3 separate regions of the Homo sapiens genome follow, and all the other regions are linked to region 1. Evidence: read pairs that join two places in POLR2A ChIA-PET (ENCODE). Cell type or tissue: MCF 10A. All regions are shown on one strand. Region 1 overlaps LOC101929710 (a long non-coding RNA gene). Region 2 overlaps LOC101929710 (a long non-coding RNA gene). Region 3 overlaps LOC101929710 (a long non-coding RNA gene).

Evidence for each region. ChIA-PET counts read pairs that join two places held together with the same protein. Peaks named below come from ENCODE experiments on the same cell type or tissue, not always from the same donor. Only the 100,000 strongest peaks of a DNase experiment are listed, where the experiment ranks them.
Region 2: POLR2A ChIA-PET joins it to region 1 with 16 read pairs; 5 of 35 experiments call an interaction of 5 or more read pairs at or near these places.
Region 3: POLR2A ChIA-PET joins it to region 1 with 10 read pairs; 5 of 35 experiments call an interaction of 5 or more read pairs at or near these places.

Annotation. Positions count from the first base shown.
Region 1 is chr5:96,508,799-96,511,298 of GRCh38, reverse strand. All of the region lies in intron 4 of LOC101929710 (a long non-coding RNA gene), which reads right to left. It also overlaps a transcript of CAST not described here. Among named protein-coding and RNA genes, the nearest start is that of PCSK1, 77 kb to the right of the region's middle. In MCF 10A, no CTCF peak of the experiment used is centred here; DNase peaks (open chromatin) are centred at 1,108 and 1,728.
Region 2 is chr5:96,564,914-96,567,413 of GRCh38, reverse strand. All of the region lies in intron 4 of LOC101929710 (a long non-coding RNA gene), which reads right to left. It also overlaps a transcript of CAST not described here. Among named protein-coding and RNA genes, the nearest start is that of CAST, 96 kb to the left of the region's middle. RefSeq lists a silencer at 1,103-1,303. In MCF 10A, no CTCF peak of the experiment used is centred here; a DNase peak (open chromatin) is centred at 1,363.
Region 3 is chr5:96,572,089-96,574,588 of GRCh38, reverse strand. All of the region lies in intron 4 of LOC101929710 (a long non-coding RNA gene), which reads right to left. It also overlaps a transcript of CAST not described here. Among named protein-coding and RNA genes, the nearest start is that of CAST, 89 kb to the left of the region's middle. In MCF 10A, no CTCF peak of the experiment used is centred here; a DNase peak (open chromatin) is centred at 1,508.

The DNA of each region.
Region 1 (2,500 bases):
GTGGCGGGCGCCTGTAGTCCCAGCTACTCAGGAGGCTGAGGCAGGAGAATCACTTGAACCCGGGAGGCAGAGGTTGCAGTGAGCTGAGATCGCACCACTGCACTCCAGCCTGGTGACAGAGCGAGATTCCGTCTAAAAAAATAAATAAAGAATATAGTCTTTGTTTTTTTGTATGTGTTTTTTGTTTTGTTTTGTTGTTTTACTAACTCATGAAGGAGAAACACAAAGGCTATGGGAGGAGCAATGTGACAGTGGCTGAGAGCCACAGTGTGGACCACACAAGCCAGGAGTGGATTAGAATCAGAGAGAGGAGAGAGGGACAGTTTTAGGCTGGAAGAGACTTGTAAAAAATGATGAATGTTTTCAAAGATACACATAAATTAAATAGTATAATAAACCCCACATACACCTCACTCATATTCTAGATTTTTCTCAGTCTTGTTTTTTCTATAATCCACCCCTTTTTTTGGATAGAATATTTAATATCAAATATCAGACATAATGTCATTTTATTCGTACAAACGTCAGTGTGCATGTCAAAAAATATAGGCAATTTTAACCATTACCACAGTGCTGTTATCACATCTTAAACAATTAACAATTGTTTCAAGAATTATCTAATATACAGTTCATATTAAATGTCCCTGATTGTTTTGGATTGCCTTTCTGCAGTTGGCTTGTTTGAATGGGGATTTAATCCACATACTGCATTTTGTTATTATGTCTCTTAAGTGTCTTTTAATCTAGAGCAGTCCCCTTGTATCATCAAGAGTAGGAACTTAAGAACAAAACAAGATCGGTGGGAAAAAAACAAACCATTATCCTATTTTGCTCACCAGAGCTTCAGCGTAGATATTCTCACCCTGCTACAATAATAAGAAACATTAATAATCGTGGAGAATATCATCAAACTGGAAGGTTACTTTAGGAAATTTTCCTGGGTGAATTGTATTTACTGAAAAGCAGCTAGAATCTACTGGAGCAAAGACTCTTATTCAGGAAATATTTTTATGCACTATTTCCAAAGGCCATTGGATGAATGTGCCCCTCAATTTCTCAGTTGCCTTCCTATAAATCCTGCAAGACTCATCAGCAGCACCTACTCTGACTCACAGACTATTACAGCTTATTGAGAAATAACTTGGACTTCCCAGAAGACTAATTTACGTCAGCAAGCAAAAGGATAATCACAACTATAAATCTTAAATCTATCCATGTGTACAGCTGGGTTAAAAAAATTCAATAGTATATTGTGACTTTCTACCAAAAGAGGACTTTGATTTCTTATTTTTTTAAAAAAAAATCCACAACGTTATAAAAGTCCTCCAACTTTATTGCTGTTTCTTTCCTGCTACTGTGTAGGGTAAGACCGTGTAAATTACAGCTAAAGGACCAAAGTTCATTGTTAGCATCTCTTTGTTCTGGTTTAGAGGTTGTTGGGAAACCAGAGAACAATTATTTTAAAGAAAAACAACAGAAGTTAGACAACGGTACAAATACATACAGAGAAATTTCTCACATGAAAAAGCATTATCAGTCTTGATTTGTGTAAATTCCGTTTTAGAAATTGAATTCATTCCTTCTTATTGATTTCTTGGTTAATTGCCACAAAAGTGCCTCTGGGAATGATTCCTAAAAGTTGTGATTAAAATGATCTCCTGAAATGCAGACTGTTCCCATAGCCAATCCAGGTTATTCCCCTCCATGCTCATGTTATATTTCTTTGGCCAAAGATGGATTATTTATAGCAGAAGCACCAGAGCTCAAAGCATCCTGCTTACCTTTTGTTGTCGAGGTAACAACTTAGATTTTTCCCCCTTTGGTTGAAAGGTCAGATTTCTGGTGGTATGAGTCACAGAGCTCAGGGGGATTTTAAAAATTGAGATAGTACTTTTTCAAAGACAAATTAAAATTCAGAGCCTTATACACATCCAGACCATTTAAAATTGGATTTGAACCACTAGATAGTTTACAATAATTAACCCTGACACCTCCGTTGTTGTGCTGCAGGGAAGCATGGATCAGTCACTTCACCGGTTGCAAAGACCTATTCCTCAGATTGTAGCCCTCTTGGCTATTTACTGGGTCTGTTCTTTGCTGATCGTAATTGCTGTTTCTCTTTTGCACGATGTGTGACAGAGATTATTTAAAGTATTTTATCTTTAAATTACAGATTTAGAAACTTCAAAATTACAATGGAGAATATTTTAGGATTCACTTTGAAAGATAATTTTACACCTATGACAATGATATCACTTACCTGTGGCCTGACGATTTTAAGCACATGTATTAACTGTTTAAATCGCTCTCAAAACAACCATCTGAAATAGAAAATGTTATTATTCTAAATTCCTCTTTACAAGCAAGGAAGTGAGACATAGATTGGATAAGCAACTTACTTCAGGTCACATGATTGGGAAGTAGCAAAGGCAATATTTTCTCCCCTCCATTTTAGTTAATAAGTCTGCACCCTTAACTACTCTGCCATGTTTCACTTTAC
Region 2 (2,500 bases), 56 kb before region 1:
AAGAGACGGTCTGGCAGGAAGGAAGGACTACCACTGGGGAGGCATAGGAAATATGCATGGATAGATATGCTGAGGCGAAGCTGTTGGGCGCGTTATAAATCAAGCAGCAGAGTTGGGTGTGGTTTGATTTGTAATGTGGAACCATCATCTCTTCTTAACTAGGAGAGTGCCATGCAGAAAGCAGTAAATTAAGATCTTGAGGAGAGGAAAAACGTGATTCAAGTCTTACTTAGACTAAGAAAATTTGTCTGGCAGTGTTGTGCTGAGGAAAGAGAGTAGCTAGAAGGCTGTTTTAATAATGAATGAGCTCTCTTCTTTTCTGCTGATAAGGAGATGCAGATGCCTACACTCAAATGCAGAAACTCCCATATAATTTGCAGCAAATGCTGACACCAGCCCTCGTGGCCCTTCTTGTGCAGATGAAAGGAACCCAATGCTGGGCTTAAAACAAGTTGGTACGTGTTTGCAAACAAGTACATTTGAAACAAAACAAAGCAAAACGAAACTAAAACATAAGTAAAGCACTCTCAGTGTTTTACAAACTCAATGACCATCTTGATTATTTTAAAACTCCATTTCTATGCTCAAAGTTGTGGCAGTTTTTTATTTTATTAATTTGAATTTTTAAAACTTGTATCATCAATGTGCTGGTTTCTGTATATGTTTCTTGTCAGCAGAAGGGGTCATGTGTAGTTTGTGTGCATTTTAAAATTGCGAATCTATCTCACCCCTCCTTTAGTTTTAGACTTTAAATGACTTGAGGTATTCTGCTTTGCAACACCCTGTAGTGCCTAGCTCAGTGCTCTGAATATGGTGACTAGTAAGTGAATACAGTGGGTCATGGACCTCTCAGACCTTGTCTTCAGCAGGTCCCCTCCATCTTTGCAGATTCCTAGCTTTCTTGCTTTATAACCTGTGGTTCCTCCTGTTTGAAGAAGGGAGAGAACCACTTCTGGTTGTTTTCTTCAATTTTGCGTCATCAGTGATAGATTAGCATCACCTTGTCACGTCTTTTCACTAATGTCTTCCCTTCCTGTTTTGCTTTTGGGACCCATCTGTTTCCATCTTAATTTGGAAAAGAAGGGACTACATTAAAGGAACAATGGAATCAACAAGTCTAATATATGATTCAGACAAATTCCAAAGTTGCTTTTCTCCAAGGCAGAATTTGCACACAGAAATTCACGTTCATTAGGCTAAAGGCAGAGCGTGTCAAGTCAGCTACAGGTTTAATTGAGAGGTCAGAACCTTTTCTCTCTGTCATTCCCACTGAAGACATCATTAGAGCTACAGTAAAATAAGAGAATGTCACAGAATGTCAGCCTAGTCATAGTGCAACTGTTCTTTTTCATTAGTGACTCAGCTGGTTGCTATGGAAACCTCACTCTAGTATCAGGGATACTAGGGCTGATGATTCTCCGCCTCTATTTTCAGTTAGGATAAATTGTGCTCCCACCTCATGGGCTCCTGCCATGATATTTATATCTGGGTCACGATAATAAAGCCAGTTGGAAATATGCCTGTTGAAATTCTAGCCAGGCAGAGAGGCTTTCTACTAAAAGGAAGAGAGAATATAGGATTTCTAGGTTGATTTGAGCACCAATTACCCTGTAGGAGAGCAGGTATTCCCTTCTGCCCGGTACATCTCATGGGGAGATGGCTGTTCCCCTCACGGTCTTCTCCTATACGTTCTCTAGCCTGGCGGGCTGCCTTAGGAAAAATTAGATTGTCTATTTTCAGTGTCCCCTTCCCAGCTCACCCAGGGGACCACTGATTTAAATGCTTACACTGAGTGGACCCAGTACCACTTCATTTATTCACTCATTCATTTAATTGCAGAATAATTATAGTGGTCCAAGGATCATGTTAAATAGCATGTGTAGTTGCTAATTTGTACCCTAGTCATTCACAGTATGATTTGGGGATGTGTCCAATAAGGAGGGAAAAAGGGTGTATGAATAAATGCTTATAATGCCATGTGATGTACTACTTGTTTTATCTTTTTATTGGAAAATATTAGTTGTATATATATATATGTGGGTACAATGTGATGTTTCGAGACATGTATACCTTGTAGAATGATCAAATCAGGCTAAGTAGCATATTTATCACCTCAAATATTTATTTCTTCATATTTATCATATCATTTAAAATCCTCTCTATATGATATATATTTTAATTGAGGTATGGGCATGTTTTGAAAGTTCAGAGTTAAGGAGAGGCTATTTTTTTTAGTGTGGGAAAATTTTTATTAATTGCTTCTAAATTTTCCATTACACTTAAAAAGACTTGTCCACTCTGATACTTTACACACACACACACACACACACACACACCTTTCCCATGTGTTTTTATACTTTAATTTTTAAAATATTTATTTATTTTGATCTACCTAGAATTTTAATTAAAAAAGTAAACTAAGGGCATAGCTTAATTCACTTTTTACTGACTCCACTCTGCCTGGGTGAGCTCATAGATACTTCGCAGAATAGGTGACTTT
Region 3 (2,500 bases), 63 kb before region 1:
TGCATGAAATACAATCCATAAAAGGAAAAATTGATGCATTGAACTTCATCAAAATAAAAACGATTGCTATGTGAAAGCCCATGTTGAAAAAAGATGAAAGACAAGCTACACAATGGAGAAAAGATTAGCAGACCGTATGTTCAATAAATGACTAGTACCTAAGATACACAAAAAAGCTATCAAAACCCAACAGAACAAAATGAATCAATCCAATTAGAAAGTGGGCAAATGAGGCCGGGCGCGGTGGCTCACGCCTGTAATCCCAGCACTTTGGGAGGCCGAGGCGGGTGGATCATGAGGTCAGGAGATCGAGACCATCCTGGCTAACAAGGTGAAACCCCGTCTCTACTAAAAATACAAAAAATTAGCCGGGCGCGGTGGCGGGCGCCTGTAGTCCCAGCTACTGGGGAGGCTGAGGCAGGAGAATGGCGTGAACCCGGGAAGCGGAGCTTGCAGTGAGCCGAGATTGCGCCACTGCAGTCCGCAGTCCGGCCTGGGCGACAGAGCGAGACTCCGTCTCAAAAAAAAAAAAAAAAAAAAAAAAAAAAAAAAAAAAAAAAAAGAAAGTGGGCAAATGTGTGATGTTTGGATAACAAATTTGGTGTATTTCCAATGGAATACTACGTAGCAATAAAAATGAATCAAATACTGAAGACAAATCATAGAAGATCTCAAAAACATTATAATAATCAAAACAGGCCAGAAACAAAGAATATACTATATGATTCCATTTATATGATGTTCTAAAACAGGCAAAAATCATCCCTCATGAGGAAATCAGAAGAGTGGTTGTTTGAGAAAGTTGGATTGTCTGAGAAGGGGCACAAGGGAACTGTTTAAATTTATGTAAATATTCTCTATCTTGTTTGCAGTGTGAGTTATATGGATATGCCTATGTCAGCATTCACCAAACTGTGCATTTATGATCTGTGCATGTCATTTTTTTTTTGAGACAGGGTGTTGCTCTGCCACCCAGGCTAGAGTGCAATGGCATGATCATAGCTCACTGCAGCCTTGATCTCCTTGGGCTCAAGCCATTCTTCTACTTTAGCCTCCTAAGTGTCTGGGACTACAGGCATGCACGATCACACTAGCTAATCATTTATTTTTTTATTTATTTTGTAGAGACGAGGTCTTACTATGTTGTTCAGGCTGGTCTCGAACTCCTGAACTCAAGCAATCCTCCTGCCTCAGCCTCCCAAAGTGTTGGGATTACAGGTGTGAGCCACCATGTCTGGCTTGTGCATGTCGTTTAATGTAAATTATGCCTCAATAACAAAGCATAAAAAATAAAACAAAAAAAACAAGAAAAAATTACATTTCAAGGTAACTCAAGATGCCTTAAAGCTCAAATTTCTGTCCTTCTGGAGACAAAAGATACATTAGAAAACCATCTGGCCCTTACCCAGTTGAGTCATCAAACCCAGTGCACAATCCAAGAACATAAACCATAAAAGGTAAACAACTACCTTATGGGGTAGACTCAGCAACCACACAGTTACTTACATCATGCATTGCTCCTTCTTGTCCTTCAGTATCATAGCTTTGTCCTTCTCTCCAATTAGTCATCGAGTAACTTCTTCCTGTCAACACTGGACTCCCTGCCTGGTTTACTTCTATCTTGTTGTGAACACACTTGTTACTCACTTAACCTTCCTTCCTTTTGTCTTACTGAGTCCCACCAGGTTGTGCATGATGCTGTGCATCCATACTTCCCAGGACTGCCAACACTTGGTAGACAAACACACAGCTAGCTCCCTCAGCTCTGATAGACTTGTGGCTGTTCTGCTTTCCTCACATGCCTGAGGAAAGAGAAAGCCTGCCCAAGGTGTAGAGACCAGCACAAGCAAGCTTTATTTTTCAGCCCAGGGACCCAGGCGAGTCTTGTTTTGATGCCCAAGTCAGATGTAATTGGGAGGAGGTAGGAGATGGAAGAAAAGGCCAGGAGATACCAAGTCCAACACTAAAGCGTCATTAAATCATTTCCTTTAAGTACTCTCTTTAGCATTATAGTTTTGAAGGATATTAAACTAGCCTGACCTATAGCTTTTGCACAAAGTGAAGTGTTATAAAAATAGCACAAGTTGGGACAGGGTGCAGTGGCTCACACCTGTAATCTCAGCACTTTGGGAGGCCGAGGTGGGCAGATCACCTGAGGTCAGGAGTTCGAGACCAGCCTGGCCAACATGGCGAAACCCCGTCTCTACCAAAAATACAAAAATTAGCTGGGTGTGGTGGTGTGTGCCTGTAATCCCAGCTACTCGGGAGGCTGAAGTAGGAGAATTGCTCGAACCCAGGAGGCAGAGGTTGCAGTCAGCCGAGATCGTGCCACTGCACTCCAGCCTGGGAGACACAGTGAGACTCCATCTCAAAAAAAAAAAAATAGCACAAATTGTGTCATCGGAAAGAGCCACGTTCAAATCCTAGTTCTGCAACCTATTGTGTGCATATATTTTGGGCAAATTATTTTACCTCTCTGAGTCTCATTTTCTACATCTGT